2 separate regions of the Mus musculus genome follow, and region 1 is linked to region 2. Evidence: chromatin loops called from intact Hi-C (ENCODE). Cell type or tissue: left cerebral cortex. All regions are shown on one strand.

Region 1 (5,000 bases), 440 kb before region 2:
TCCCTCTTGTCCATTTGTATTTATGTCTCCATTATTATATACAAGAAAAAGAGAATCTTTTAAGAACATAACACTTGTGGCATATAAGCTTATCAATTTATAAATGCCATTATCTGCTTACATTTTAATTTTATTTTAATGGGTATTCTTTTGGACTTGGTTTGTCACAGTTTAGATCTGTCTTCCTGAAAAAGACTCACATTTGGGGCGTGGTCATAAGCAGATGGTACTATTTTGGGAAGACCTAGGAATAAGACTTTATTAGAGGAAATACGTTACTGGGAACAGGCCTGTGGCACTGAACTCTCCATCTCTCTTGGTCTTCTGTCTGCCATGTGGAAAGTAGGAGCCTCACAACCAGCAGAGAATCCAAGAAGTCAAATGTTATTGATTGAAAGGTATGTAGTTAGAGCAACAGAAATGTGGCACATATACACATATCCCCCAACCTATTAAAGTTAGCAGAAAATATTCTTAAAATTAGTGCAGTAACTTTAAGCAATAAAGTGGTAAGAAAAATAGTAATAGGAACTAATGAAATCTGTGACCTACAAATGACCAAACTACTCTCAATTCATAAGAAACATCTCACCACATACTTATTCTTTTCTATCTGTATTTAAATTTCTATGCAATCTCTTCATTCACAATGAATCTGCTCTTAAACTCTTGGACCTGGCAAAATAATCATAAGTAAAGCGCATGACTGACAAGCATGAGAACTTGGCTTTAGTTCTTCAGCACATTATAAAACAGGGTGAAAGTGTACATGGCTCTAATCTCAATGATGTGGAAGCAGAGACAGGGGCATATCCTGTGGGGCTTGCTTATCACCCTGTCTCGTTAAAGTAGCAAGCTCCAGGTTCACTAAGATGTTGGGTCTCAAAAAAGAAAACAAACAAACAAGGTAAAGGGTACTGAGGAAAACATTTAGTGTTGATCTCTGAATTGTGATATGTATGTGCCTGTATCCATGAACACATATGTGACAATGTACACACATGCACACACACACACACACACACACACACACAGAGAGAGAGAGAGAGAGAGAGAGAGAGAGAGACACACAGACACACACAGAGAACAAAATATTAATGAATAAAAAATGTCATTAATGCATCTACTCAAAAAGCCAGTGCCCTGTGATGGAGAGTTGCCCTCCATGGGTGCTGCCTTGTGAATCCCAGGACAATCTCTACATCCTCACATCCCATCCCTGCCAATCTCACCTACAGAAGATACAGAGATGGATGGATGGATATAGCAAGTACATACAGCACTTTAAGGACATCTCTGCTCATGAACATGAGTTTTAAACTGTCTCAAGGAAATTTCTCTAAGCAAGATTTTAGTTTGGGACTTAGAGTTAAAGGACACTAATGGTGTATGGCTGTGTATCTGGCACAGATCAAGAGAAATTCCATGCTAGAGATGACTGGAGCATAAATATCTGAGTTTGGGCCAAGCTCTAATTACTAAACCTCATTTTAGAAGTATGTTTCCATACTGTCATGGTCCAGTAGGCCATCTCTTAAAGAAAGACTCAGAACTGCCACCGTTAGGAAGCAAAAGATTTCTTTCTCCCTGAGTAACTGGAGCTGCTGCTGAGCGATGACTCATCCTACCACCCCTCCTGGTGGCAGCACTGATGAATGTGTCTTTAAACAGTCGCTATTCCAGGAAGCCAAAGACCACAGAAAAAATACACAGCATTTCCTGTGTAAAAACAGCAGGCAGCCACCAGCCTAACACCAGCCCTGTTGTCATGCAAGAACACCCCCCACTGCCCAAGGAGGTAGGTCAAGGGAGAAAGGTCAGGCAGAGAGCTCTGTGCCCCGAAGAGGGCTTTAAAACCTACATTTTCTCCCTGGGAATCTTCTCAATTCTGCAAAGCCTGCACATAGTGGGTACTCAGCACTCAGTAGGTATTACCTACTAAAGAACAAGAAAACACAAAGGGTCTTTTGTTCTTAACAAACCACACTTCCCTTTGATATGCAGTAAGTTAGCTCCACTCTTATACTCTGTGAAAACACAGTCCTTCCCCCCAAAGAGCAAGACTTTCCTGTCACTCAAAATAGGAGCTTTTCCCCGTGTTTTCTTGAATTTCACATACACAAATCAAGGATGAGTCCCCTTTAGATGCATTTCTATATCACTGCACCAGAATCCTGGCATTCAAATTGTACCTATAATAAGAGTAGAGAATTCCCATGGAAATCCAGGGCCGGGTGACTCAGTATTTCTCAGCTGTCAAACAGTTTACATTGTGGGGGATGAAGCAGGAGCAGGGTTTGGATCTTAAATGAAGCAAGCCCGCAACATTAACTAGAAGGTTACAACTTTTTAAAAAGAGAATGGACGAAAAGTTAGAAGGGGTAAGTTCCCTCAGCCAGCTTGTAATAGAAAACTCCAGGACCAGACACAGATCCTGGAAACTTTAGAGAAAGAAGATTGGAAAAGTCTAGTTTTGCTTTCAATCTCCGGTCCTGGCGATTGGGAGGAAGAACAACAGTGGAACTGTGCCAAGGGATCAGGAGGGAGGAAGAGGGGCGCCTGCTCTCATCAGGACCCGCCCTCCCTGACCTGAAATCAGTGTCCTTACTTCTCAAAAGATGGTAGTGGATTTGAGTCCCACTGCAGGTTAGCTGTTCCTCATTTCCCTCCATTTATAAGCGGTTGGGGCTTCTAATTTTTTTTCCTCTGGGGTTAGGAGAAACGGAAATTTGTTTAAACTTCCTGACCCCTGCAGATTCCCTGTGATTTGCTCAAAACAAAACAGTATCTCTGCATTTCTTCAACCTTGTGCTCAAACCCAAAGGAACCTCCACATAGTAAACAGATACAGAAAGAAAACACACTAGCTCTATCAAGAAAGAAACCTGCTCTGAACTCGCAGAGACAACTCCCTGCTGGAGTTTCCCCCTTTCCTTTCTTCCTTTCTTCCTTTCTTTGTAGCCACGTCTCCATTCTACAACACTTACTGGTTACTTAATACCGTTTACATAACCACTGCCCCGTACACATTTGCATTTTATATTTGCGTTCAAAAATATCCGCCTAAAGTTGGGCAAACTCCGGCTGCAGAAACCAGGTCCACTCTCCCTGCGTTTGGGTGTCCCGGGTACCTGCCAGCTGTGCGTCCTCGGAATTGAGGACATCGTGTTTTCAATTTTCTTCAATAAAGCAATGAATCTGGCAATTTGCTGGCCTGCTTCAGCTAAACAGAAAGGACAATTTGAGAAGGATCATAGTTCAGGCCCAGTCAGACGGAAACGATTGAAAACAGAGAGCTGGCCGCTGTGGTTCCCCAGTGCAGCGCGCTGTCGCAGTTTGACTGACAAACTGACTTTTTCGAGGTGCTCATGCCCATTTCAGTCAGAGTTTATTGAAGGTGATTTTGATCTTCTCCATGAGGCCACAGCAGTGGCCGTGCCATCTGTCACCTTGATTGCATCGTGGATTCTCTGGAGAGAGCGCCATGGCTCCTGATCACTTACAGATTGTGCGGCTTTCTCCTCCATACGGACCACATGCGCAGAGCCAGATGGTGAACATAGACGCTGATTATAAGTCTTTATCTCCGTGCAGGAAGGAGAGGAACTATTAGGTTTCCCTCAGGAGCTCTGCTCCTCTCTACCCTCATGCTGCTCCTCCGCAAATACAGTCTTCTTCAGCTGTCATCGGCCTACCTTGGAAAATTAAAAAAATAAACAATAATTCCATCACCGGGGCCGGGAACCCAAGCTGGTGCAGCAGAGCGGTCCCCTGGCCTTGCTCCCCTTCTCACAGGCCCCGCCCCACCCCCACCGCCTGTCTGCCTGTCAGCATTAGGTACAAAGAAGTTTGTTTGGGAATTAATATGTTAGTTTTTGAGAACTCGGGAGGGACCCACTATTTTAAATGAAGCCTCAGGACTTGCAGCTTTCTTGTGTGATTGCGATGTGGCTTCCATTGCATTGTGCTGTGTGTGCGCTTCCATTTAGGGAGGATTTTTATTTGTTTGTTATTTTTAATTCATCTTACACGTTTTTAAATTGTAAGCTGTTTTTCTGAAATAATCTCAGGAGAAGGGTTACTCACATTTGGGTCACAGCACAATCTCTGGGAGAGATTCAGAGGCAGGTGACAGTGAGCCCGAGTTGGAAACCTCTAGGTGTAGTACTGGAAAGAGGCACCGAGGCAAGAGGTGGAGATCTGGGATAGGCAGGGGCCCCCTGAAGCCCAGCATAGATTCCACCTCAAAGCATCACTGCCAGCAGACAGTCAGGAACCCGTCTCAAAGAACATGACGGAAGTGTAGGGTGTGCAAGCACCAACACCACTCAGAGTTTACATGAACAGCTAAGAAAGGGGTTCTCCGTCTTCTTGCTTTTTGAACATTATTTTTACAAGTTAAAGAATATACAGTTAAAAAACTATTTCTTTCCTTTACATACAACCCCTCCATGAAGATATAAGGATATAGGACATGTCTTGGTCCGCAGCTCACTCATAAGCAAAAAGCTCCTGCCCTTGCTCTCATAGGTCTCTATTTCTTTTCTCTCTCCCTTGCACACACACCCTGTCAGTGTGAGGGATATCCCCTCCCCTCCCCAAGTGAGCAGCTGTCCACAGAAACCAGGCAACAGATTCCAGTGACCCATGACCTTGAAGTCTTGCCGATTTGGGTCATTCATTAAGAATAACTGCCATCAACCCAACAGCCTACAATTACCAGTACCCAATAGCTTTGCTCAGACACTAAATATGAGTGATTCTGGGGACAGTCACCCAATCACTGCTGGCTTAGGTTGAATTGGCATGGAATTCTCTGTCTTTGAGACAAGTGGGCCACAATATCACACAAAGTGTCCCTAAGGGAAGATTTTTCCAGTGTATCAGGCTCTGTGGTGGGCAGGACACAAGAAAGAATTGAGAAAAGCATTTTTGAGAAATAACAGTAAACACACATATGCATATGCATTAGTGAGCAAACACACACATACACACACACA
Region 2 (5,000 bases):
TTTTGCTCAGCCACAAAAACAATTCACTCACCTGCCTCACTTGTCACCATTACTGACTGCAGAGTTCTTCCTTCTGCCCTGACTACTTAAACTTCACCAAGACACAATACTACAGCTATAGCAGACAGAAAGTGTGTAGATCCCCTTCATGTGCATGCTACTCACAAGACCATAACATTGCTGTTTGCTAAGTCACAAGGCACTTGGAACCTTAATGTTGCCTTAGACACCAAACACACAATGGGAGTACAGTCTACTCTACAACACTTCCAGCAATTAAAGCCAGAACACAAACAGATGCTTTTGTGTGAACATTGGAGTGTAAAGAGAGCTTTTTCTAAGCGTGATAAATAACAACAAAAGGCCGCTCAGCGCACAGAAGCACTGGGCCACAGCACTGAGTACAGGAATCCAGAGAGTTGAAAACGAGCTCTGTAAGTTCTGAGCCTTGACATCTTGGATCTGAATTTCCGCGGGTGTGCTGAAAGGCTCTCTGAAAGGTTTGTGCCAGTGGCCTCCCGGAGTGGCTGGGATGAGAAAGGCCAGGAGCACCGCTAAAGGCGCCTGCCACAGTCACCAGCTGCATGAGGCCTGAGTGCCCCCAGGCAAACAGACAAGCTCCGCTGGACCGGCAGACAAGCAGTCTCAGAGGCCCTCTTCCCCTGCACAAAGCACTGCTTCCCCTACTTCAAACCCTCAGCTCCTTAAAACTCCCACACCATGGAGAAATCTAAGGAAAGCAGGGGTTCCCCGGAGAGCCCAGATTTCAGGCCTGCTGGCTGTGCAGATAAAAGCCAGCAAAGGAGTACCCTGCACCAGCGCCTGTCCAAGCTCCTAGAGACTTCCCTGTACGGATGGACAGCCCTTTCAAGGATGGAGGGAGTTCTCAAATTATCCCTGCTGTGGAGAAGCTGAACCTCTATGTGGCTAGCCAGCGGGGCCAAGTACCAACTTCACCTGACAATGTAAGAAAGAAAGGAGAGTTCCATTAACATGTTCTTGTTTGATATTCTCTGTCTACAACGTAATCGCTTGCTTTCATTAGTTATTTCACTGGTGGTTCCACATTTTGAAAAAAAAAAGAAAAAGAAAAAGGGAGTTAGATTTTAAGTACATAACTAAATACACAAAATCGTTTCCTTCGGCGTTTTTACCATAGCAAAAACAAAAAACAAAAACCTGCCACCTATCAGCAGCACCCCTGGAGAACTCCGTGTCACCAGCAGGGAACTCTGCACTTGTGGAAGATGCCTATGGCTGAGTGAAATTTAAACAGGAACTGCAGAGCAGTATCAGTGAAGTCTCCTTTTGTTTAAAGATATGCACCTTTATCTTGGTTTTGGAATAATCTCCAGAAGGATAGCTACAAGCTTCCCAGGGGAGATTGTGGGAAAGTGTATTTCCTGTTTTGTTCACTTCTGTATAAAAAACAAAACAAAAACAAAAACAAAAAAAAAAAAAGACTTTCAACAAGCATCCTATATTTATACAAACAAAAATCCATGTTCAGAGGGGTGTGTGTGTGTGTGTGTGTGTGTGTAAGTTCCTAAGCTGGGGAACAAAGAACTCTAATGTAACAAGTAGTGGATAACGATGTCTTATTTGTTACTATAGTATCTATAGAACATACTATTGTCACTTCATAAGAAGTTCATGACCCTAAAGTTAGAAAATCCAGGTCATTAACAGAAATGCAGCCTCTTTGCTTCAGTGGGGAAAAAACAAAACCCTGCCACAGTCTATTGTTAAGTCCTCACTGGGGAAACTTGAGAGCAGACCCCACAACGTGGGGTGTGAAGTGAGTCCAGGTGAGAACTGCAGAGGGACAAGTCCTCCACAGCCCAGTCTCCTCTGGCCCTCCCACTCTCTCCTCAAGGCTGGCCCTGATACCTACAAATCACTTCTTTCCCCCTTCCTTCCCCTTTAGCGGTGCTCCTGGCCTTTCTCATCCCAGCCACTCCGGGAGGCCACTGGCACAAACCTTTCAGAGAGCCTTTCAGCACACCCGCGGAAATTCAGATCCAAGATGTCAAGGCTCAGAACTTACAGAGCTCGTTTTCAACTCTCTGGATTCCTGTACTCAGTGCTGTGGCCCAGTGCTTCTGTGCGCTGAGCGGCCTTTCTTTCCTGTTCTGTGTGGTGGGGCCAGCTGGTTGTAAATTATGGAATCTGCTGGAAGGGGAGGAGCGAGGGATGGAAGATATATAGTGCCCAGGTGTATTGCTCCTCAGCTGATCACCTGGGAAATGCTCAGTGAGATGCCCACCACCACCACCACCACCACCACCACCCCGTGGAGAGCTGCACACCGCTACACCGCCACATCTAACTGTTCTAAACACAGCCTACAAGGAAACTAACTTTAATAAAGAAAATAAAACACTCTTTGTTTCTGACAGAAATCACCGCGAGCTCTGACTGGCCACTCTGCTGAGAAAGAACTAAGTCACTAGGGTTCATTTTTATTTTTATTATTATTATTTTTATTTTTTTTCCTACTGCACTTGTAGCAATCCTGTAGAGGAGAAATTTAAATGAGCATTTCTCTGCTGCCATCTTGTGGTTTGTCTAGGAAAAGCACCAAAAGCCTGGTCGACCTCAACCTTGCCAATAAACAAGAAAGAAAAGGTCTTTTTGATTACTTAAAGTCATTTATTTGATAGAACAAAGTATAAGTTAATCTATGTAGCAAACCATTTATAATATATAACCCTACCAAGAAAAATGTTTATGCCTACCAGCGAAATGGCTCAGTAATAGCAAGCATTGCTGCCAAGGCCTGAGATGGTAGGAGATGGACTCACACAAGTTGTTCTCTGACCTCCCAATGCACACTGTGGCATACATACACATATACGCGCACGCACATCCAGGGACATGTGCACACACATACACGTGTATGCACATACACACACACTAAAAGTAAAGAATGCATCATCTGGAGAACTAAGGACATGCTGAAAACACTGCAGTTCTGCTTTACCTCCTCACCTCTCCTTCACAGCAAATCTGGAAAGCATGCGGGTTTCCCGTGGGGAGGAACGCAGCAGAATCTTCAAGGGAAGCTCTGTGTGCTCTTCAGAATCCCATGAGTGGGACCTGAGGCTCAGCGTCCACTCATTCGCACAGTGCATATACCTTTCACTCCTCGGGCACAGCATCAAGACAAGTGGAAGAGTGGATAAACATACGCCTATGTTTATAATTCAGATGGCTCAGTAGAGGAGGAGGAGAGGAGGGACCATGCCTGCTGCCACTCTGAAACTCTACTCTGTTAGGCTCCATATGATAGATATATAGACTATTGGCTAGACCGAGAGAGGGTTGCATCACACACATGAGGGGGAAAAGACACCTAGTTTAATTAAAATTTCAGATAAACAACAATTGAATATGTTTATATGAAAAAATATCCTTGTGTTATTTATTAAAAATTTAAATTGCTAGCAAATGTCTTATACTTTATCTGAAACCCTCGCCTTTCCTTACCTATTGCCAGTAGAAAAAAATAATATCTCATCCACATGAAAATAAACAAATTGGTTGTTCTTTCTAACATAAACCTATGATACATTAGTAACTAAAATAAAATTGAATAAGAATACCTACCATATATTAGGAAAAGAATAAGGAATGATAGAATGGTATAACTGAAGGTCAGTTCGGCCATGCAGATTTCTGGTGAGTGTCTCCACAGACAACACCACACTAAACTTGAGTAGAAGAACAAGATGGAGCCCTGTTCTCCAAACAGAACAAAGAAGCAGAGTGAAGCTAAAGCCGGTGGTATAAGCAACAATAGAGAAAATGGATGTCAGGCAGCATCTGTTTCTCAGCCTTCATACAGTCTGCAAGCACTGGCTATCAGGGGGCAATAATTAGGCAAGGTATGATCCAGTTTTCTGTCTACAATAAAACACCTGAGGAAATTCACTAATACAGTGATGCTCCCAACCAAAATCAAATTGCCCAAAACAACAGCAAGACACTGCTTTGGGAGCACTTGGGAAAGCAAACTGTTTATGCCAGCATCTGGGAAGCAAGTGAAGAAAGGGTTAAAAAGGAATTCTTTCCCATTGCTCTTCCTCATGGATGGGTACCCATCACCACTCCACCCCTGGAATCCACTCTTTTAACATGACATGCAACCTTTCAGAAATCATTTTATGTTAGTAGTGGTACTGGCTGGGAATTGAACCCAGGACTTTACATGCGATAAGCACACAATTTACCACTGAGCTCCACCCCAACTCATGCACTGATAAACATCCAAACCTCTATTTGTTACCTGCAAAACAGTATGTCAAACTGAAAGCAATCAGAGGAAGCTTGTCCAAGAGTTTTGCTTTATGAAACAGAGGCCACAGCCCCAGAGCCAGTAGCCAGTGCTGGTCTACACCCCATCTAGGGTTTTTTTCTGGATGCTGCCTCCTTAGTTGAGGTCTGACCATGAAATGGACTATTTTTTTATATTCTTGGTATAGATTTATTTGCAGCTCAGTGAAGTGGCATTACTAAACGTCAGCAATGACTAAGCACACTTGAAAGTGGTTTCAGAAAATGTCATTAATGGGGTATGCACTCACTTCCTTGCTCCTTCGCCTATCCTTCTGTGGAGCACAGATCTGATATGTGGATTCCTGGAAACCATTTGGATCACGAATGTTTGTGCCACTTTCTAGGGAAAGTGGAAGATGCCATCAGATCAAGTCTTAGTGGTTAAAATTCCTTACTTCATGTGAGGGAGTGACATACGTTTATTGCTTTTGTAGAACAGGATTTTAATATTTTCAACTGTTAGCATTTAACAAACAGAATATTTTAAGATATATTTCATTGTTATGTCTCCCTTTTCATTTCTGATTTTATTAATTTGGATACTGTCTCTGTGCCCTCTGGTTAAGCCCGCTAAGGGTTTGTCTATCTTGTTGATTTTCTCAAAGAACCAGCTCCTGGTTTGGTTGATTCTTTGAGTAGTTCTTTTTGTTTATATTTGGTTG

Evidence for each region. Hi-C counts contacts between places; a loop is a spot of excess contacts. Peaks named below come from ENCODE experiments on the same cell type or tissue, not always from the same donor. Only the 100,000 strongest peaks of a DNase experiment are listed, where the experiment ranks them.
Region 1: it touches region 2 in a loop (3-fold over the local background); 2 of 42 quality-filtered maps call a loop at or near these places.

What each region holds. Positions count from the first base shown.
Region 1 is chr3:18,622,359-18,627,358 of GRCm38, forward strand. It overlaps Gm30789 (predicted gene, 30789), which reads right to left. Exons shown (of 4, transcript NR_166210.1): 4 at 1-3,695. Among named protein-coding and RNA genes, the nearest start is that of Gm30723, 7.5 kb to the left of the region's middle. In left cerebral cortex, a CTCF peak has its summit at 1,642; DNase peaks (open chromatin) are centred at 1,639, 2,241, 3,093 and 3,530; H3K4me3 peaks cover 304 bases; H3K27ac peaks cover 1,706 bases.
Region 2 is chr3:19,059,839-19,064,838 of GRCm38, forward strand. No RefSeq gene overlaps it. Among named protein-coding and RNA genes, the nearest start is that of Armc1, 100 kb to the right of the region's middle. In left cerebral cortex, CTCF peaks have their summits at 1,201 and 2,567 (motif pointing left); DNase peaks (open chromatin) are centred at 722, 1,871, 2,145 and 2,545.